Linked DNA regions of Mus musculus: region 1 is linked to region 2. A link is a loop called in an ENCODE intact Hi-C map of the cell type or tissue named here. Cell type or tissue: gastrocnemius. All regions are shown on one strand. Links, peaks and the distances in the headings refer to the core of each region. The heading gives the core; the rest is flanking DNA. Region 1 overlaps Ptpn4 (protein tyrosine phosphatase, non-receptor type 4). Region 2 overlaps Sctr (secretin receptor).

The links. Hi-C counts contacts between places; a loop is a spot of excess contacts. Peaks named below come from ENCODE experiments on the same cell type or tissue, not always from the same donor. Only the 100,000 strongest peaks of a DNase experiment are listed, where the experiment ranks them.
Region 1: a loop joins it to region 2, with 11 times the contacts of the local background. A loop is called at or near these places in 11 of 42 quality-filtered maps.

Annotation. Positions count from the first base shown.
Region 1 is chr1:119,812,524-119,824,016 of GRCm38, forward strand. All of the region lies in intron 1 of Ptpn4 (protein tyrosine phosphatase, non-receptor type 4), which reads right to left. It also overlaps the pseudogene Gm8338. Among named protein-coding and RNA genes, the nearest start is that of Ptpn4, 19 kb to the right of the region's middle. In gastrocnemius, for the core only: a CTCF peak has its summit at 6,351 (motif pointing right); no DNase peak of the experiment used is centred there; H3K27ac peaks cover 1,250 bases.
Region 2 is chr1:120,007,362-120,018,854 of GRCm38, forward strand. The region is part of intron 1 of Sctr (secretin receptor); the gene reads left to right. Among named protein-coding and RNA genes, the nearest start is that of Sctr, 6.1 kb to the left of the region's middle. In gastrocnemius, for the core only: CTCF peaks have their summits at 5,962 (motif pointing left) and 9,030 (motif pointing right); DNase peaks (open chromatin) are centred at 5,454 and 5,957.

The sequences.
Region 1 (11,493 bases), core at 2,066-10,065, 190 kb before region 2:
CATTAAATGTAATTCACCCATAGAAATAGACTGAAAGACAAAAACAACATGATCATCTCATTAGATATAGAAAGGAACTTTGACAAAGCTAACATTCCTTCATGATAAAACTCCTTAAGAGACTAGGGATACAAGGGACATACCTCAACATAATGAAGGCGATTTACAGCAAGCCCAAACATCAACTTCAATGGGAAAGCTCAAAGCCATTCCACTCAAGGAAGGAAGAAAACAAGGTTGTCCACTCTCCATACTTATTCAATATGGCACCTTCTGAAGTCTTAGCTACAGCAAGACTTCAAGGAAATACAAATTAGAAAAGAAGAAATCACCTATCTTTATTTGCAGCTAATGTAACAGTATACATAAGTGACCCTAAAAACTCCACCACAAAAATGAAAACTTTTAGCAAAGTAGCTGGATACAATATTTACTCATAAAAATCAGTAGTCCTCCTACACACAAATGACAAAACGTCTAAGAAAGAAATCAGGGAAACAACACCTTTCTCAATGGCCTCAAATAATATGAAATATCTTGGGAGTAACTCTAACCAAGCAAGTGAAAGACTAGTGTAATAAAAACTTCAAGACATGAAGAAAAAAACTGAAGGTATCAGAAGATGGAAAGATCTCCCATGTTCATTGGTCAGTAGGATTAACATAGTAAAGATGGCTATCCTACCAAAAGCAATCTTCAGATTCAATGCAATCCTCATCAAAATTCCAACACAATTCTTCATAAATCTTGGAAGGACAATTTCCAGCTTCATATGGAAACACAACTCAGGACAACTTAAACAATCCTGAATAATAAAAGAACTGAGGGAGGTATTACTATCCATGATTTCAAGTTGTTCTACAGATTTATAGTAATAAAAAAAAACAACATGATATTGGCACAAAAACAGACATGTTGATCAGTGGAATCAAACTAAAAACCCAGACATAATAAATCCACAAATCTACAGACACCAAATTTTAGATTAAGAAGCCAGAAACACACACACATACACACATACACACATACAGAGAGAGAGAGAGAGAGAACAAACGAAGAAAAGGAAGCATTTTCAACAAATAGTGTTGGTTAAATTGGATGTCTACATACTTATCACCCATACTTATCACCCTCTACAAAACTCAGCTCCAAATGGATCAAAGACCTCCACATAAAACCAGATACACTGAACCTGATTGAAGAATAGCTTTGAACTCATTGGCACAGGAAAAGACTTTCTGAACAGAACATCACTAACACAGGCACTAAGATTAAAAATTAACACACAGGACCTCATGGAACTAAGAAGCTTCTGCAGAGCAAAGTACATCATCATTTGGACAAAGAAGCAGCCTACAGAATGAGAAACCACACATCTGATGAGTTAATACCCAACATATATAAGAACTCAAAAAACTAGATAGAGAAAAAGAAAAACCAATTTTAAAATGGGGTACAAATCTAAACAAAAAATTTTCAAAAGGGAAAACTCAAGTGGTGAAGAAACACAGAAATGTTCAGCATCCTTAGCCTTCAGGAAAATGCATATAAAACCACTTTGAGATTTCATCTTACATCTGTCAGAATGACTAAGGTCAACAAAACAAATGGCAATTCATGCTGGCAAGGATGTGAAGTAAGGGGAACACTATCCATTGCTGGTGAGAGCACAAACTTGTACAGCCAGTATGGAAATAAATCAGTGTGGCTTTCCTTGGGAAGATGGAAATCGATCTATCCCAAGATCCAGCTACACCACTCTTGGGCATATACCCAAAGGATGCTTTATCCTACCACAAGACTTCTGCTCAACCATGCTTATTGATGCTCTATTCATAACAGCCAAAAATTAGAAACAACCTAGATGTCCCTCAATAGAAGAATGGATTTAAAAAATGTGGTATATTTACACAATGGAATATTACTTGGACATTTTCTTCAAAAAACATGAAATTTTGCAGGTAAATAGATGGAACTAGAAAACATCATCCTGAGTGAGATATCCCAGACTCAGAAAGGTAAATATGGTATGTATTTGCTTTTGTGGATATTAGGTGTTAAATCAATGATAACTAAGCTACAATCCATAGAGCTACGGGTTATAGAGAGAGTAATGGACTAGGAATAGATGGTTATGGATGGGGATGTGGGAATGGGAGATCAAGTGGGGAAGGACAGGGGAAGGAAAGAAGGAGCCAAGGGAGGGAACACATGGAGAGACAGCTAAAATTAAGGACCACTGAGGAGTAGTATAAAAACCTAATACAGTAGAAGTTTCCAAATATTTACATGAAGGTGATCTGAATGTAATCACCAAGAATGGGGAAGACAGAGTCCCAGCTGGCTATCTCCTGTCACCAAATGAAGCTTCTAGAACCAAGACTGGGTTATATCCATCTGAGTTATTGGCCAAAGGAATCCATCCCATGAAAACCCCCATACAATCCAGGCTGTTGCCAAGACTCCACAAACTGATGGCAAAGCCCCATTGCTAAAGAAACCTCACAACTCTTTAAATATTGAAAAGGCTAGTTGGTGCCTACGTAAAGCCTTCATTCTCTACATTCTAGGGTCTTTTGTACAAAAAGGTACTCTATATGCTACCAAGAAAGAAACAAAAACACCAAGCCAGACACAAACCCTTTGATCTACAATGCTGCCCTGCTGACAGTATATGCCAAGCACAAAGCTTATGAGAGTAACCAATGAATGTCTGATTTGACTTAAGGCCTGCTCTACAAGATAGAAACCAGACCTGGGTCACTAAAGTCCAGAGACTAGATAGCCAAGGGACTTAGAATAAAACCAAACACTTATTCAAAAATAAACAACCAAAAAAACAAAAACAAAACAAAAAACAGCAATAAAATGATTCCTGATGACATTCGCTATACTCAGAGATCACTACCTTGCTCAGTCATCTTTAGAAAAGCTTCCTCCTCCTGCAGATGATTAACAAACAAACAAACTCACAGCTAGACAATAACAGAGAGTGAGAGACATTGCAACACTCAGCCCTAAATTGGTTATCTCTATCAAATCCCTCCCTAAGGCTCACCAAAGAAGAAGTGTAAAGTTTAAGAGCCAGAGGGAATGGATGACACCAAGAAATTAAGGTTCTCTAAATCATCATGATCAATGTTCCGATGAACTCACAGAGACAAAGGCAGCATGCTTAGGGCCTGTACAGATCTGCAGCATGTCCACCACATATATGTTACAGCTTCCAGTTTAGTTTTCTTTATGGGATTTCTGAGTGTTTCAACAAGTAGCTCTCTGATTCTTGCACCTACTCTTGAGTTCTTTTACTTCTGTTAGTTTGTCCTAACTCTGATGTGTTAGTTTTTAATCTTATTTTATTATTATCCCTTAGAAGCCAGTTTGTTTTCTAGTAAGAGACAAAAAAACATGTGACTCCAGATAAGAGGAAAATCAGGAGGAACTGGGAGGGATGGAGAGAGGGTAAATTGTAATCAGGATATATTATGTGAGGAAATCTATTCTCAATAAAAGGGAGTAAAATGTCAGAGAAGGGGAGCATTAAGCCAGCAATTGTAAAAGCTATAGAAACATCTTTCAACCACTAGATCAGAAAAGAAAGATCATGACGCTTCCTCAAAGTCCCAATTTCTAGAGAAACCATTATCTAACCATTTTAACAGATACCTAAAAAAATCCTACTAGCATAGCATGCTTGTTTTATCTAAAACCTGACTGTTACATCCTTTTATCCAAGCACTTTTTGAAAAATTATCAACAGTGATTATTCAATAACATAACAGCCAAAAGTATCAGTAACTACTAGAGTAGAAAAGAAGATGACTGAAACAAAAACAGTGCCGACTGGAGAAGGAGATATATCTACCCACAAGACTGAAAAGCTCTCTGCACACTCCTGGGAATCCAGGATGCCAGAAGGTGCAGAACTATGTTCATCTCAGTGCAAAACCAATCAGCAGGCTAAGACTAGAAGAATATATTATACTACACATAATATATTCAATATAACCAAGGGCATATATGAAAAAGTCACCGTAACCATCATATCAATGATAGTTTTATTTAGGCATATGCTTGGAACAGGGAGTGGCACTATTAGGAGGTGGGGCATTGTTGGAGTAGGTGTATCACTCTGAACAGCAGCTATAATATCCTTGTCCTAAGTGCCTGGAAGACAGTCTTTTCCTGTTTGCCTTCAGAACAACATGTAGAACTCTCAGCTCCTCCTACATCATGCTTCCCTGGATGCTGTCATGCTCCTACCTTGATGACCTCTGAACCTGTAAACCAACCCCAATTAAATGTTGTTCTTATAAGTGTTGCCTTGGTCATGGTGTCTACTCACAGCAGTAAAACCCTAACCTGGACAGGCATCAAAGTCATAGATTAATGCAAGAAAGTAAATAAGAGGAAGAAGTAAAAGTATCTTCATTTACAGATAATATGAGCTAATAAAGAGAAGCCTACACACAAAAAGGACAAATTTATCAAGGCAAAGGATACAAACTAAACTCAATAAAAATACTTGTTACACTATAACTGTAGTTTTGTTACTGTTATGAATCATAGTGTAAATACCTGATATGCAAGATATATGATATACCACCCCCAAAGGGATCAAGCCCCATAGGTTGAGAATCACAAAAAAAAAACAAAAACAAAACAAACCAAAAAATGTAGCTGAATGGTGGTGGCAGCGACCTCTTTAATCCCAGCATTTGGCAGACAGAGGCAAAGGCAGAAGCAGGTAATTTCTGTTGAGTTTAAGGTCAGCCTAGTCTGCAGACCAAGTTCCAGGAGAGCTGGGACTACACTACACAGAGAAACCATGTCTCGAAAAACCAAACTAAACCAACCAACCAAACAAACAAAAAAACCCCACAAAACAAAAATAAAATTGTAGTATTAGCTTTCGTCATTTATGATCTAATCTTTTATTCTAAATAAACATTTGGTTGGAGTTCCATTCTTTAAAAAAAAAAAAAACATATTCCCAAATTAAATAGATTTCAAAAGGAAATAGCAAGCTAGCAAAATTTCAAAAAGAAAATAAAAATACAAAGCCACTCAGTTAATTTGAGAAGAGAGAATTCTAAATTTACTTATGCCAGTATAATAATAATAATAATAATAATAATAATAATAACAATAATAACAATAAAGAGGGGATCACCAGTTATCCTCTTTGGAGTGACAGAGTCTTTAAACCCTGTGTGGCAATCCCTGATGCACCATCACAATGTCCAGGAAAGATACAGCGACCTCGAAGTCCAACTACTTCCTTAAGATCATCCAACTTTTGGATGATTAGCCAAAATGTTTCAGTGTGGGAGCAAACAATGTGGGCTCCAAGAAGATGCAACAGATCCACAGGGAAGGTTGTGGTACTAAAGGGCAAGAACACCATGATGTGCAAGGCCATGAAGGGGCGTCTGGTAAATAACCAAGCTCTGGAGAAACTGCTGCTTTATATCCAGGGTAATGTGGACTTTAAAGACCTTATCAAGATTAGTTGCTGTTGGCCAATAAGGTGCCAGCTGCTGGTGCCTTCACCCCATGTGAGGTAACTGTGCCAGCTCAGCACACTGGTTTGGGGTCTGATAACCTCTTTCTTCCAGGCTTTAGGAACCACCACTAAAATCTCTAGAGGTACCATTGATATTCTGAGTGATGTACAGCTAGCTAATAAAAACTGAGGACAAAGTAGTAGCCAGTGAAGCCTCACTGTGAACATGGAACATTTCCCCCTTCTCCTCTGGGCTGATCATCCAACAGATGTTTGACACGGCAGCCTTTACAACCTGGAAGTACTTGGCATCACAGAGCAGACTATGCATTCTCACATCCTAGAAGGTGTCCAAATGTTGCCAGTGTTTGTCTGCAGACTGATTACCTGACTTTGGCCTTAGTACCATACTCTATTGTCAATGGATACAAGTAGGTCCTGGCTTTGAGGAGACTGAGTACACCTTCCCACTTGAAAGGTCAAGGTCTTTTTGGCCAATCGATCTGCATTTGTGACTGCTGCCCTTATGGTTGCCACCACCACCACTGTTGCTGCTGCTGGCTGTTCTAACCAAGGCTGAAGCCAAGAAGAGCCAGAAATCAGGGGAGGATATGAGATTTGATCTCTTTGACTAATCCTCTCATAGCAACCAACTCAGCCAGCTTCATCTGAGAAACATAGAAATAAAAGCTTAGTTCTCTTTTAAAGGGGAGGAAGGGGAGAGGACTGAAAACCAAAGCAAGGCAAACAAAGAAAGAACCCAAAACTTAATTCTGCCTAACGTTAATACTAATTCCAAACATAAGCTTATGCAGGCCAAAGATGAGAAATTTCCACAATTGATTAAATACTGTGTTGTCCCTAGGGGGCAGCATGCTACTTTTAAAACTTCAGTACCTAAATTATGAACTTGGCATGATAGTCCAAGCCTCTAATCCCCATACTTGGGAAGTAGAAGCAGGAGAATCAGAAATGCTAGGTTCTACTGAACTATAAAACCAGCTAAAGGCCAACCTAAGCTCCATGATAGACTGTCTCAAATAAATAAATATTTAAATTAATATTCAGTACTAGTCTTAAACATAAGTTTCTGCTACACACACACACACACACACACACACACACACACACATATACTGAGCTTTAAAACTGGACCTGAAAGATATACATAGTATGCATACCTATTCAGTACTAGCCTTTAACATAACAAGTTTCTGGTACATATATCTACTGAGCTTTAACACTCGACCTGAAAGATTTTATATATATAGTATGCATACCTACTTACTGTCAACCTGTTCTTATAAATGGTCATAGAGAGATATTAACTTTATTTCTAAAGATGAAAAAAGAGGGGGCATAACCCTGACAACTTTACATGGCTAGAAAATGCAGTAGCTAGTGTTCCAGCCACTAAAGGCTGAAATCAATCTATCAGATGCCAAAGATTAATTTGTTTATTTAATCAACTAAGTAACCTGTGGTTCAAGAATTATTCAAAGCATGGCATCTCCTATAGCTCATATATTAGCTAACCAATATAAAGTACTTTAGAAATAATTTGGAGGGGTTAGGAATAAAGCTTGCCTTGCAGACAGAAGACTGGTTACTTGCTAGTATTGAAGAAAATGCCTTAATGACTTCTAAGACCATCAGAGGCTTTATATTCTATCTGATTTTCTTGGACTACTCATTCTAAGGACACTTCTCTCAAAACTCAGCTAGCATATCTCCCTCCCTCTGCCACAAGTTCATGAATAAGAGCTCCAATCTATAGCCTATGCTTGTGTCATGAGACACATAAACAAGCATGCCTGGAAAGGGTCCCTCTATTCCCCAAGCATTCTGACTCCCCAGTATTCCTAGCCCAGTAAGCATATATTATATTGTAGAAAAGTAAACAACAATCATTCCTGGGCCCTGTTACATTAGAATTCCTCACACATCGAATCTAGAAATCATAAAATGGCGATTGCTTCATGTCACTAAGTGTTGACATTGCTTTTTAGATACTAACTAGAATACTTTATTTCTATCACTTCATTCTTAAAACAGTGATAGTTCACTATTTTTATCTCTTTGCAGATGCAAAGATGTTCAACTAGCAGCCTACAGGCACCCATGGCTAAGGGTAGTTATGAATGCTACCCAACACAAACTGTAAACTTAGGTGGTGCATGGATGCCATCTAGATGACATATGGATCTGTAGGTTCATGTAACCTGAGGGCTGCTAGGGGATCCCCACCCACACTGTGCTATGCAGGCCTGTGCCCCACCATGGACTTCATGGATTTCGCAGTGGCCTAAAGTATTGCTCTTGCTGGTATTCACTAAGTTGGCAACTAGATGCAGTAGAGAACGTCCGTCCCCTTGGCTGCAGCAGTTTGCTCCAGGCCATGGCTCTCCTGGGAGGTCTTTAAAGGCAACTGCACACACAGATGTAAAAAACAAAAACGAAACTGTAAACTTACAACCTTGAGGGTTTTGTTTTTTGTTATTATTTTACATGTGTGTGAGTGTGTGTGTGTGAGTGTGTGTGTGTGAGAGTGTGTGTGTGTGTGTGTGTGAGTGTGTATGTGAGAGTGTGTGTGTGAGTGTGTGTGAGAGTGTGTGTGTGAGTGTGTGTGTGAGTGTGTGTGTGTGTGAGTGTGTGTGTGAGAGTGTGTGAGTGTGTGTGTGAGTGTGTGTGTGTGAGTGTGTGTGTGTGTGTGAGTGTGTGAGTGTGTGTGTGTGTATGTGAGAGTGTGTGTGTGAGTGTGTATGTGAGAGAGTGTGTGAGTGTGTGTGTGTGTGTGTGTGTGTGTGTGTGAGTGTGTGAGTGTGTGAGTCTTGTGCACAGTTCTCAAGCATATACTTTGAGATGAGAACACTGTTGAAAAGCTAAAAGGTTAGGCATGACAGCTAGAAGGATTAGGTGACTGGCCCAAGATTGTACAAGCAAAATTAGGAGAGGCACTTGAATACAGACCTACTTAATCACCATATCTTAATGACTTCTACTTCTGCAAGCTAAAATCATTCTTAATGTGTTTTTCTGTCACCCATGGAAGAATCTACTATTTGATCCATTGTATAATCTATTTCAACACTACTAGAAAACTGAGAACAGAAATGAAATCATTTCTATTTACATATTAAGAGGTTAGCCTAAATTGGTGGCAAACATCTTTAATCCTAGTACTTGAAAGGCAGAAGCAAGTAGATCTCTGAGTTTAAGGCCAGCCTAGAAATTAACAAGTTTCAAACCAGCCACATTAGCCAGGGTTTAACAGAGAACCTGTCTCAAAAAAAAAAAAAAAAAAAAAAAAAAGTTAAACTAAGATATAAAGAACTCACTGCTCCTATGTGTTGGAAGTTGGGGGAGGGAATTACAGGGGGCCAGCTTTTTCCTCCTGGTTAAAAACAACAAAAAAGTTCCTAAATTGACTTCCTAAGTAAGTCATTGTACAACAACAAAAAATGTTTTTGTTGCACAAATGAATGAAGGAGGCAGCAAAAACAGGGCATCCATTATACCAATTATTAGTTCTTAAAATAAATATTCTGAGCCGGGCAGTGGTGGGGCACGCCTTTGATCCCAGCACTTGGGAGGCAGAGGCAGGCGGATTTCTGAGTTCAAGGCCAGCCTGGTCTACAGAGTGAGTTCTAGGACAGTCAAGACTATACAGAGAAACCCTGTCTTGAAAATAGTAGATAGATAGATAGATAGATAGATAGATAGATAGATAGATAGATAGATAGATAGAGTTCTAGGACAGTCAAGGCTATACAGAGAAACCCTGTCTTGAAGATAGATAGATAGATAGATAGATAGATAGATAGATAGATAGATAGATAGATAGATAGATAGATAGATATTCTGAAGTTACTATGTTGTAGGAGAGCTTTAAAAGCAGCTGCAGAGGTCATTCCTTTTTAGTAACAACAAAAACATTTAGAATGCTTGGAAAGCCACTGAGATAATATCCTAAATTTTAACAAACACAGCTTCCTTGAGACAGCCACTCCATTTTTCTGAGCTATGATTTCTTCCTCTGTTAAGGGAATAGAATGAATATGACTAAACAGTTAAAATGTGGTAAATATGGCTTATGGATTTGTCTTTTAATGAGTACTGAGGACTGAATCCTGGGTCTTACATATGAACTCAAAGGCTCCAGCACAAAGAGAGATACCCTCAGCCTCAAATGGTTTTTAATGAATTTCAAGCTGTCACTTCTGGTTAATGCTTACCCACTGGACAGTCCAGGACTACATGAACTGCAAGACTACAGTATCTCTGCATAACCTAGTTCTAAAACTAAATCATTTCTAATGCCAAACTGTTTAAAAGTCTATTCTTTCAAAAACTGAATAAACAAATCTAACTGTGTAACTGGTAATACAACTACAACAAGGGAATGAAACAATCCTAGTAACTGTTAAACTTAATATTCTTAACCAGAGCTGATAAAACATTCCTGCAAGGAGGGGCCTGGAGAGATGGCTTCTAGAGGACCAGTGTCTGTTTTCCAATACTCACATGGTAGGTCACAACTGCAGTTTCAAGAGATCCAAAGTTCTCTTCTGGCCTCTGTAGGCATCAGGCATACACATAGTCACATAGTTGCATACACACACACATGCAGGCAAAACATTCATATGTACATAAAATAAAAATTTTAAAGCTTTTCCTATAAGAAGACAGATTTTAAATTTTTTCTTACTTTTTTTTTTAATGTACATTGGTGTTTTGCGGCAGGTCTATGTGAGGATGTCAGAGTCCCAGGAACTGGAGTTACAGACACTTGTGAAGAATCATGTGGGTGCTGGGAATTGAACCCAGGTTCTCTGGAAGAGCAGCCAGTGCTTGTAACTGCTGAGCCATCTCTCCAGCCTGAGCCAGATTTGTAAAAGTTGAGGTTTTACAGGTCAGGTGATCTCTATTGGAACAACTTAATTCTAGCATTATAGCATGCATTCAGCCACAAATAACACAAATCAGTGTGGTTGTGTTCCAAGCTCGGAATACCCAAGATACAATTCACAAACCACATGAAACTCAAGAAGAAGGAAGACCAAAGTGTGGATACTTTGATGCTTCTTAGAAGGGGGAACAAAACACTCATGGAAGGAGTTACAGAGACAAAGTGTGGAGTAGAGAACTGAAGAAACAACCATCCAGAGACTGACTCACCTGGGGATCCATTCCATATACAATCACCAAACCCAGACACTGTGGTGGATGCCAACAAGAGCCTGCTGACAGGAGCCTGATATAGCTCTCTCCTGAGAGGCTCTGCCAGTCCCTGACAAATACAGAAGTGGATGCTCACAGCCATCCAGAGCATTGGGTCCCCAAGGAAGGAGCTAGAGAAAGGACCTAAGGAGCTGAAGGGGTTTGCAGCTCCATAGGAGGAACAACATTATAAACTAACCAGTACCCCCAGAGCTCCCAGGAACTAAACCACCAACCAAAGAGTACACATGGTGGGATTCATGGTTCCAGCTGCATATGTAGCAGAGGATGGCCTAGTTGGATGTCAATGGGAGGAAAGGCCCTTGGTCCTGTGAAGGCTCAATGCCCCAGAGAGGGGGAATGCCAAGGCCAAGAAGTGGGAGTGGGTGGGTTGGTGAGCAGGGGGAGAGGAAAAAGGGTAGGGGAGAGTGTTTTTCAGAGGGGAAACCAGGAAAGGGGATAACATTTGAAATGTAAATAAAGAAAATATCCAATATATTAAAAATAATAATAATAACCCTACTGATAGTAAAGTTTGGATTTCACATGTTTTTCACAGGTCAGCAAATATTATTCTTCCTTAGTCTTCTTACAATTCACAGGCAATACAAAATAGGTGACCAAACTTGTCTTTCCTATCACAGTCTGCCACCACACCAACTTAAAATGTTGCAAGTTTTTTATTTTTAAATTTATATACTGGGAAGGGGGTTTTTACATGTGTATAGGTGCCTGCAGAGGCCAGAAATGGGTGTCAGATCCCTTAG
Region 2 (11,493 bases), core at 1,088-9,087:
GGATGTGGACCCCACGGACCAGTCCACGGTCCTCTATCCGGCCCTAGGAGTTACGGGGAGCAGCCGATCTCTCTTCCCTTAACATACTATCGTCCACTCTGACGGAGCCCTCTTCTCTCCAAAGGCAAAAACTTCAAGGGCTCTGTGTGAGGCTCACTCCCCTCACCTTCGCTCATCCCTTCCCGCCGCTAAACTCACTTCTTTCCAGAAGACAATTCTGTAGCCGCCCCGGCAACGATGCGTGCTAGACATTTGCACTCTAGGGTTTTGTCAAAACACCCTCGTTCCCTTTTGAGACCCGTGGTCTCAGGCACCGGCCAAGGCTCAGAAAGGGGGCGGGAAAGGCTTACTGTCAGAATAAAGCCAGAACCACATTGTTCAGGCTAGTAGCGGTTTTTTGTTTTTTCACGTGCTCCGTTGTGCAGATGGGAAATTTTAGTTTTTCCATCTGTGTGGGATCATTTCAGCCCTCTGTGACCTGGAGGGACTGACTTTCTAAAGTCTGCCCGTCTTGGGAGCAGTAGGTCGCAACAAACTCGGGTAGGAGAGGAAGAAGGTTGGAGGAAGGGGAGAGAGAGGCCAGGCGGGTAGTGGTTTGTGTTGCTTTCCCATAGAAACTTCTGGGAACTTTCCCCTGGGATATCTGAGTGAGAGACAGGCTGCACTGAGGCTGGCAGGATGGGAAGAACTGGGAAGAAGGTCAAAGCTGCCGGGTTGGACTCCAGGGTTACCACAGGGAATGGATCCTGGAGCTGCCATCTGGGTCAAAAACATTGTTTCCCGTTTCCTGGGACATTTTTGTTCTGTGCCAGGGAGGCAGGAGCAGGTTCAGCTTACATTTGTGTCTCAAAGGTGATGATCTCGGGAATAAACGGATGGGGAAACTGAGGCTTTGCTTGGTTCAAGTCTTCACTGCACCTGAGACGGCTGCTTGTGTATGTCTGTTCAAGTCCCTCATTTTACAGCCGATCAAAGCCCTCAGTGGGAGACCTGCTTTTGATCAGCATGTTAGGAGCCAGGCTGGGACTAGTGCCCAGATCTTTAGACTCCTCACTTTGGAAGGAGGGGGTGGGGTCTGGCCTGCCTGAGGTTTGTTCTGTTCCTTGTACACCTTGTATTTGCATGTCACTAACACACACATGGGCAGTGTGGACATCCCTAGGAGAAAGGCTTCACGTGGGCCTCTGGTTATTGTGTGGGCTTATCCAGACCTGTGATTCTATCTCTTGAGGATTGTGGTAGAAAACGCCTTTAATAAATGAGGGTGGAAGGGCCTACTTTGTTGGACTATTTCCCAGCTTCTGCAACTTTTCCTTTCGCTCCTTTGACTCTGAGTGCTTGGCTGTTGGATTTTGAGATTCGAGGATAATAAAGACAATTTCTTCCTTCCTTTTGGCATTCCCTCAGAGGGACATCATAGGTGTCTTCCAAAGAGACCACTAAAACTGACGTGTGTGGTCCTAGCCCCCGTCTTCGCCTCTTCCTACAGGGGAGGTTTCAGAAAGTTCTTTTGCAAGTGGAAACCGAAAACAGTGACTGCTGAAGGGGTTTACCATAAGAAACTGAGTGCATCACCTCTGCTGGTTTGCTCCATACAGCTAATTTGTGTGTGCAGGAGCCTGGATATGCATGTGGAGGCTGGAGAGCCTCTTCTGGCTTTTATTCCTCATGTGCTAGCCACCCTGGTTTCTTGACGCCAGGCCTCTCCCTGCCCTGGGACTCACCAAGTACAACAGACAGACTGGTCAGTAAGAGCTGGGGAGTCTCCTGTCTCCACTTCCCTAGCTCTGGCTAGTATGGCTTATGGTTTTAATGTCAACTTGCCACAAACTAGAATTACCAGGCATGCACATGGTACACAGACATACATGCAGGCAAAATACCCATGAATATAAAAATCTTTTAAAGCACATTATGTCTCTATGCTAGCTCTATTGTTTCTTATTATAATATTAATAATATATTTTGATCATATTCACTCCCCATGTCTTCCCTTAACTCTTCCTGGATTCATCCCAGCCCCTCCCAAGCTTACCACCCTCCTCTCTCTCTCTCCAGTAACCCACTGAGTGGAATTTGTGCTGCCCATATAATTGTGGTATGGGCCAATCCTCTCTAAAATGGGGACCTACCAGGATCCACATCCCTGAAGAAAACTGATTCCCCCCGCCCCCATCTCCATTTCAGTGATTAACTGCCTGTAGTTCCTCAACTAGAAGTGGAGGGTCTCATACGTCCCTCTCTCATACCTCTTGCTATGTTCACTGCCTCGATTTGTTTAGGTAACCAGGGCTACAGTGACTTCATGTGTGTGTCTGCCCCGGCATGTCAGGAAAACACTGCCTTATGCCTTATGGCAGTACTCTGTAACTTCCGGCTCTTGTAATCTTTCTGACGCATGATTCAAACAGGGTTTCTTAACTTTGACACAGTTTTGTTTTTTGTTTTTTATATTTTGGTTTTTGAGACAGGTCTCATGTAGCCCAGGATGGCCTCCAATTCCCTATGTAACTAAGGACCATCTTGAATTTCTGATCCCACTGCCTCTGCCTACTGAGTACAGGTTGCTGGGTTGGGGTTGGGGTGGAACCGGGGTTTCATGTATACTAGCAAGCACCAGCTAAGCCACACCCCCCAGGTCAACCTTGATGCTTTTGACATATGGACAAGATATAGTAGTTCTGTGCATTGTATGAGCCTGAGTGGCATCTCTGGTCTCCCTAGATTAGGCACCAGGAATACCTCTGCAAAGCCGTGACAACAGAAAATATCATCAGGCACTATCATATACTCTATGAATACAAGGAGGGGAATTGCCCCTCTGTGACAGCTACTGCTTTAAGGTCTGTTGTGTTTCTGAGAGGTACATTAGCAGGACTAAAAATAGTTGTTGCTGATTGGATTTGAGGCACTGTGATGACAGAGACTTTGAGTCCAGTGATGGAAACAGGCTATTAGAATTTGGATTGTGTGTGTGTGTGTGTGTGTGTGTGTGTGTGTGTGTGTGTGTGTATGTGTGTCTGTGTGAAAATGTGTTCGGAGGCCAGAGGTCAACTTTGAGCATCATCCCTCAGAATCCTGTCCATCTTGGTTTTTTGAGACAGAGTCTCACTGAGGTTTGGAACTCAGTGATTTGGCTGGGAAGAGCGGTCTGAGAACACTAAGGACCCACCTCTCTCTACTTCCCACTAGTGACATTTTAAGTATGTGTCACTATGCTTGGCTTTTTTATGTGGGCTCTTGGGAATTGAACTCAGGTCGTTGAACTTAGAATGCAGTCGCTTTACCCACTGAGCTATCTCCCCGTCCTCATAGCTTAAACCTTATATACTCCCCCAAAGGTCTGTGTGTTGGACTTGTTGCCCAGCCCATAGAACAATCAGGAGATAACCATACTTGGGAGGTAGAGTCTAATGGGAGGACGTTAGGGGATACTGTGACCCTGGCCCTTCCTTTACTCCTTTCTGCTTCCTGGCTATCCTGAAGCAGGCAGTGTCCTCTGTCATGTGCTCTCTCTATGATAGACTCTGATGCCACCAGTTCAAATGACACTCTAGGTCAAAATACATCCTTTCTCCTTAGCTGATTTTCTCTGCTACTTCGTCAGAGCAGTGGGAAGCTAACTAACACATAAGCATAGCTAAGAGACTGCAGAGAATGTGTTGTTCTCACTGCCCTGCTTTGGCATTTTCTCCTTGTCCCTGCTTTCTCATCGATGGCTCCGAAAGAGACTCTCCAACATCGGAGCCAGCTTCCCAGTACCCCTGCTGGTCTGAGTGGTTAGCGGTCTGCCGTTCTGCCGCTGTGGTGGCCCCTTCCAGTGTCTCATCACTGGGCCCCAGTCTCCGTGCAGTGTTAAGGACACTGACCTTCACCTGGCTCTGGGGTACCCAAGGCAAACTCACAACACTAAGATCCTATCTACCTGTACTTGCTTACAATAAATACAAGGCAGCTCAGCACTGGGTAAACCTGAAAAAGTGAGACGATCCTGGGGCTGCTGGCTTCAACAGACCACTCTGACATAACACTCTGAACACTAATGGGGATAGGTAGGCCTAGTCAGTCGTGCCTGCAGCCCAGACCATCCTGTCCCTTATAGGAACATGAGTCTGTTAGGATGGGAACCTGGCCTCATAACCTCAGTTAACCCCAGGACTCTCTCTGGAACCTTCCACCTTGCTCCCCTCACCCTCTGCTCTCAGAGACATGCTCATGTGACCTGTCTATTTGAATTCCTGCCCTCCTGATTCACAATCTCATTTCTGGCTGATGGATTTGCTCTTTGTTTCCTGAGAGTCATGACTACCTGGACCGGCTTCCTCAGAGCAGCTAGCTTGATAGATGTGTCTACTGTGAACCCTCTGCTACTTTCCTTCCTATTCATCTTGGTTGGCCAGACTGTCCTAACAAAACCCATACACCGGGGGCTGGGGACGTGTTTGCCTAGCAAGCACAAGGACCTAAGTTTGATTTCATGTTTAAAAAGATCAGATATAATGGTTCTCAGCTTTGGAAAGGTGGAGACCAGCAGACCTTAGGGCTCTGGGGTCAGCCAGCCCAGCCTACTTGGTAAGATCCAAGCCAGTAAAAGACCCTGTCTCAAAACAAACAAACAAACAAACAAACAAACAGAAAATAAACAAAAATGAGGCAGCAAATGAATAAAATAATACATTGGGTTGATCTTTGGTACACCTGTGTGAGTGAACACACACACACACACACACACACACGCATACACACACGCACACCACAGAATGACTAGCATAAACAACAAAGGATTCTTTTCCTATATTCTGGAGCTGAAGTCTACTCAAGATCTAGCACATCCAGTGTCTTGTGAGGGTTCACTTCCTGGCTTCTAGGTAGCTCCTCTGTTCTCTTGTGGCCTGTCCAGGGAGCCTGCTGGGTGGATATTGTCTCCTCTACAAGAATATGGATCTTTTACAGTTCAGCCCCCACCTTTACCCCTTTACTGACATTTATTACATTCTGAGAGTCTCTGTCTCCAATTACAGGCACACTGGTGTGAGGGCTTCAGTGTATGAACTGGGCTGACATAGACATTCAGTTCATGGCACTGCCATCTTGTCATGAGCAGTCCCTAGACCTTGCCTATCTGTGTTGCTCAGCTTTCGTCATTAAGCAAACACATGGGATCACGAGATTCCGTTCATGGTCAATTAGCCTATTGTTCTGGTCCATGGCGAGGCCCAGTTTTGAGTCACCTGGGCAGAGACTATCCCTGGAAGGCTGTCTAGATTGGGTTGCCCTCAGGGAATATGTCTGGGGATTATACAGATCACATTCATTAAGGTGGAACGCCTTCGAGGTTGCCACCGTTCTCTGGGTAGAGGATTCTGATTGTGAAGAAGTAGAGAGAAGAGCTGAGCGTTAGCGTGCAAGCATTTGTTGGGACTGTGGATGTGAGGGGACCAGCTGGCTCAAGCTCCCGCTGCCAAGACCGCTGCCACGCTGGACCGAATCACAGAACAGTGAGGGAGTATGGAACCGTGAGCTGGAAGAACCCCCTTTTCCCTTTGCTCTTGTCAGAGTACTTTATTACAGCAACAGAAACAAAACTAAGATGCGTTTCTCCCTCCCCTCTACACACACTGACCTGTCTTTTACTAGTTCCTGCCTTCTAAATGTTCTACGACCTTCCAAATAACACCAAGTTAGGAACTCAGCCTCTAATACACTGGGGACCATACTAGATCCAAACTATACCACTGACGCATACCTCAGGAGCTTCCTTCCCCAGGTGATCCAACCTTGCATGGCCACCCACTGAGGTCTCTCCCAGCTCTGCTTCTCTGTGCCTGACTTCTTCAGATTCTGCTCAGAAGTGGGGTCACACTGAGTGTCTCCTCTCATTAACTGCTCAGCTTGTCCAGTCCCTTCAGGGCTGGTAAAATAGCTCTCTGCACACCTCCCTCCACAGTCCCAGCTCTGCCCCCTGGTGGCCAGCTTCTTGGAGGCTGTTTCTGGGCTCCTAACCTTCATTTTATCTTGCTGCAGCCTGGCTCCTACTCAGCACCCACAGAATCAGGCTTATCAGTGGCCTCTATCTAGCCCCATTTGCTAGACATTTTTGAAAAAAAATCTTTAAAATTGTATGTGTTTTGAATGAAAGATGAGACAGCTTAGTCAGTAAATGCTTGCCTGGCAACCAGGAGAACCTGATTTTTATCCCCGTGTCAAAGCATCAAGTGTGGAGGTTGGTTCATGATTAAAATCACAGCACTAGGGAGACTGAGACAGGAGAGTCCCTGGAGCTTGCTGGCCCGACAGTCCAGCCTAACCAGTAAGCTTCAGGCCAATGACAGACCTTGTATCAAAGGAGCATAACATCCAAGGTTGTCCCCCAGCTTTGATACATGCACATACTTATATATACTTACATATACGTATATACATGCTCACACAATTAAAAATCACACCTGCATAAGGGGACATGATGTTTTGATGTACATTATGAAATGGTCACCACAGTCAAACAAATTTACATGCATCTCTTTTGTGTGTGTGTGTGTGCGCACGTGTGTGTACATGCATGTGTATATGTGTGTGTGATGAGTTCTTGAAATCAACTAAGTAGCTCTCCCTTTCCTTCATCTCCAAGCTCCATGTAATCACCATTTTATACTGTTTTTGTCCGTTTGTCTTTTTGGACTGTGTGTGCATGTACATGTGCCTATTTATGCATGTGTATGTACATGCAGATGCATGTGCCATCTACTTTGTTTTTGTGAGACAACATCGCTCCTTTGGCCTTATAATTGCTGACGCAGGCTGGCGGGCCAGTGAGACCCTAGCATTCACTTGTCTCCACTTCTCCAGGGCTGGGATGGCAAGAACCTATAGCTGTGTCTTGCTTTTTAACACGGATTCTAGCAATCAAACTCAGGTCCTCATGCTGGCAGGCCAACAGAGCATCTTTCCAGCTCAGAGATGTATTTAGTACAGTTTCAGAGGATGGAGAATCCAATATTGAGGAGCTGCCTCTAGGTAGGTCCTTCAGTCTATGTCATCATAGAAGAAGAAGGGCTAGGACAGAGTCTGACAAATACAGATGTGGGTGCTCACAGCTGACCACTGAGCACGGACCCCAGTGGAGGAGTTAGAAAAAACACTGAAGGAGTTGAAGGGGTTTACAACCCCATAGAAAGAACTACAATATCAACCAACAGACACCCCCCCCAGAGCTCCCAAGGACTAAACCACCAACCAAAGAGTACACATGGAGGGACCCATGGCTCCAGCTGCTTATGTAGCAGATGACGGCCTTTTAGAGCATCAGTGGGAAGAGAGGCCCTTGGTCCTGTGGAGGATCTATGCCCCAGTTTAGGGGAATGCTTGGGCAGTGAGGCAGGAGTGGGTAGGAGGGGGAGTATCCTCATAGAAGCAGGGGGAGGGGGTTGATGGGGGTTTGCGGAGGGGAAACTGGAAAAGGGGATAAAAATAAATAAAATATCCAGTAAAAAAATGAAAACAAAAAAGAGAAGGCAAGAGATGGTGTGTGTGTGTATGTGTGTACATGCATGTATGAGTGAATGTGCATGTGTGTGTATGAGAGAGAGAGAGAGAGACAGAGAGAGAGAGACAGAGAGAGAGAGAGAGTGCAAATATCCTTTCATTTGAAATCCACTCCTAGGATAACTCTTCACACACACACACACACACACACACACACACACACACACACACACCTATATGTATGTATCTGTGTGTGTGCATGTGTGTATGTTGGGAACTGAGCTGAGTTTCCAACAGGAGAACCTCAGTGACACATCCAAGTCATAGCAGTACATCGTATGAGAAACAGAAAGGATGCAGTAACAGAGAGATGGGGTCAGGAAGAACACATCCCTCTGACCTAGGCAGAGGGGCGGAGCAATGCAGCTCCCTTCAGGCATGTGAAGCTGGGGGCTCTGTCCTGGCTCTGCCCCTGTGTCCCCGCCTCCCAACTGCCTCTGTGTGGTTCCTCATGCTGCATCTTCTCAGCCTCACAGGATCCTTCTCCCCATGGTCATTGTCCTCTTGCTTTGCTGATGTCACCAAATGACCTTCTGCAGCAGCCCTGCCACCCATCTGTCTGTCCATCCATCCACCTATCCATCCATCTGTCCATCTGTCCAGCTCACCTCTCTGTACTTAGATCATCCTACTCAAGCTTTGCTTCTCCACCTGGAGATCCTTCATTGTTGACCCCTCTTCGTCTGGACATACTATTGTCACCTCAGCACTTGAGTTAAGCATTGCTCTTTCCTGCAGTCTCCATACCTGTCCCCCCAACCTCCCTCTGCACTGTCCACCCTATTCCTCCTCCCACCAAGCCCTTACCACCACACACTCTGGCCGCTGACCTCTCTGTACCCGCTGAAGACCATGAGCTCCAACAGTGGAGGTCATAACCTATTCCCCTCCTGTCCTCAGCTAAGCAGATGCTGGGCTATAGCCGTGCCGATCAGTGTTTGATGGTGACGTTTGGTGTTCTGACCTGGTCAGATGACAGTGAGATCCCTTCTTCTTTTTCACTGTCTAAACTCTTTCTTTTGCTCTGCTACCAAAACCATTTCTTTGCACACTCAAGTTGTCAGGCAAGTGATTGCATTATGGGATATGAAGAGCAAGATGATGATGTTGAGTTTTTTCGCTTTCTTCAGCATTTAGGGGTGTGTGTGTGTGTATGTGTGTGTGTGTGTGTACATGTGCTTATAAGTGTGTGTACATATGCAATGCAGCTGGAAGTCAGAGTTCTACACTGAATGCCATCTCTGTCTTATCTTTCTTTTCTTTTCATGTGTATATAGTGCGCATGCACACATTTCTGTGTGTTCACATGTGTGTGAGAGCACATTCAGTGTGTGCATGTGGAGGCCTGGGGTTGAGGTTAGGTGAGTCCCTCAATCATTCTTCCACTTTCTTTCTTTAAAAACATGTTTATTTTATTTTATTTTTTTATTTCTGTGTATGCATGCATTTCTGCATGGAAGCGTGAGTCTGTGAGTGCAGTTCCCTGAAGAGAACAGAAGATGGCACTGGATCCCCTGGAGTTACAAGGGATTGCTAGTCACCCAAGTCACCCAACCTGGGTACTAGGAAGTGGACTTGGGTCTTTTGCAAGAGCAGCAAGTGCTTCTAACTGCTGAGCCACCTCTCCAGCCCCATCTGGTTATTATCTGAGGCAGTGTCTCAGTGAACCCAGAGCTTGAGAGTTACGTTAATTTACCTAGACAGGTTTTTGTCTCTACTTTATGAGTGCTGGGATTCCTGTCAGGCTGCCATGCCTACCAGGCATTTACATGGGCTCTGGTGATCCTTACAGTTGCATAACAAACTCTTTTTTGTTTGTTTGTTTGTTTGTTTTTTGAGACAGGGTTTCTCTGTGTAGCCCTGGCTGCTCTGGAACTCACTCTGTAGGCCAGGCTGGCCTTGAACTCAGAAATCTGCCTGTCTCTGCCTCCCAAGTGCTGGGATTTAAGACATGCACCACCACTGCTGGCTATAACAAACTCTTTACTTCCTGAGTCATCTCCACAGCCTCTCAGTTTTTAAGAAGGGATCTGGAACTTTCAGACTTAAGAGTTCATAATTAAACTAACACTAGTTAATGGGATGCAGTGTCTTTCCTTCTTCCTGTTGATATCTGCTTCACTGCCCCTACCTCCAGACCGGGCTGAACTCTTCTATTGTTTTCTCAAGGACAAACTGTGGCTGCCTATAGCTTCAAGTCCATCTGTATGGTGAACAGGGTAAGCTGACATTACATGCCCCATGGCAGGGCCAAGAATCCAAGAGCATAGAGATTATCCCAAACTTGGTAACTGTGTTTTTCTCTTTTGGCTTCATCAGTGAGCTGGCAACAGAGAGCAACCGACACAGACTCGGGGCTGCTCCTGGGGACCTTTGGCTCTCAGGTGGAGAGGATACAGTAAAACGTATCTTCCATTTGGGAAACATCCAAAGACAGAGATGGCAGGTGTCAGAGGACCATCCGGCAGCAAATACAAGCTTGTGTGCTGTTGCAGGCCCAGCCTTAACTGAGTTAAGGACAGAGAGTGCCATTCCTCACATGGACGCTGTTGGATGCGTAAAGATTCAGAAATGACAAGTCAAATACCAGTTCTTTAAAAAGGAAGCCACTGGAGAGGTGGCTCAGGGGTTAAAAGTGTTTACTCTTGCAGAGGACACAGGTTCTGTTCCCAGCACCCACATGGTGGTTTACCACAACCTGTAACTGTAGTTCTAGAGGATCAGAGTCCTTTTCCCTCCCCCAAGGGCACTCCATATACATAATTTCACACAGGTACATACACATAAGTTAAAAACAAATACATCTTTAAAAAAATTAGCACAGGCTATACCTGAATTACATGTTGAATTAAAATATATGACTAAAAAATAAAAAGGTAGGACTCTGGCTCAATTGGTATTAGCTGGCCTACCACACACAAGATCCTGGGTTCAAGCCCCAGAGGGTGTTTGCCTGTAATCCTAACACTGGGCATGTAGTTGGAGAGAGATGGAGGCACAGGAGGGTCAGAAGTTCAAAGTCATCTTTGGCTATACAGGGAGTTTAAGGCTGCCCTGGCATATTGAGAACTTGTCTCACAAGATAACAAAAAGAACAACGGAGTTGCCACAAATGATATCCAGGGACGTGTTTATAAAAAGATAAAGAGAGGGAGGATATTTTTTATGATTTGTGGTGAGGTATGGGGGAAAGGGGTGCCTGGGCAGAGAGAGAGAAGAGAAGAGAAGAAGGGAGGGGAGGGGAGCGGAGGGGAGGAGAGGGGAGGGGAGGGGAGGGGAGCGGAGGGGAGGGGAGGGGAGGGGAGGGGAGGGGAGGGGAGGGGAGGGGGAAAGAGAGGAGAGGAGAGGAAAGAGAAAAGAGGAAAGAGGAAAGAGAGGAGAGGAGAGGAAAGAGAAAAGAGGAAAGAGGAAAGAGAGGAGAGGAGAGGAAAGAGAAAAGAGGAAAGAGGAAAGAGAAGAGAGGAGAGAGAAGAGAAAGAGAAGTAGAGATAGGCTGGCCTTGAGCATGTGGAGAGAGACAGGGGAAGGGAATGGAGAGAGTGGGAAGGCAAGAACAAGAGAGAGAGGAGGGGGCAAGCAGCTCCTTTTATAGCACACCTGGCTATTGCCAGGTAACTGTGGGGCGGAGCTTAGACAAAATGCTAACATCCAGGAACACTTTCATGGAAATGGTAGGGGAAAAAAATCTCAGAAAGCTGAAAGGCGAGAGGCACCAATTCAGATGGCCACCATTTGACTCTCAGGAATTCTAGAGAAATATGGGGCCAGGAAAGGGAAGATCAGCCACAGGTACACAGAAACTAATTAGATGAGAAAGCACAGCAATTATTGACCTCAGGGAAGACAAAATGCCCGAGGACTCATAATCCTCTTAGAGGGACACGCTTCAACAGCTAACAATACATCACTGTCAAAAGAAGCCATTATAAACATGGAGCGAGGCTTTCACTG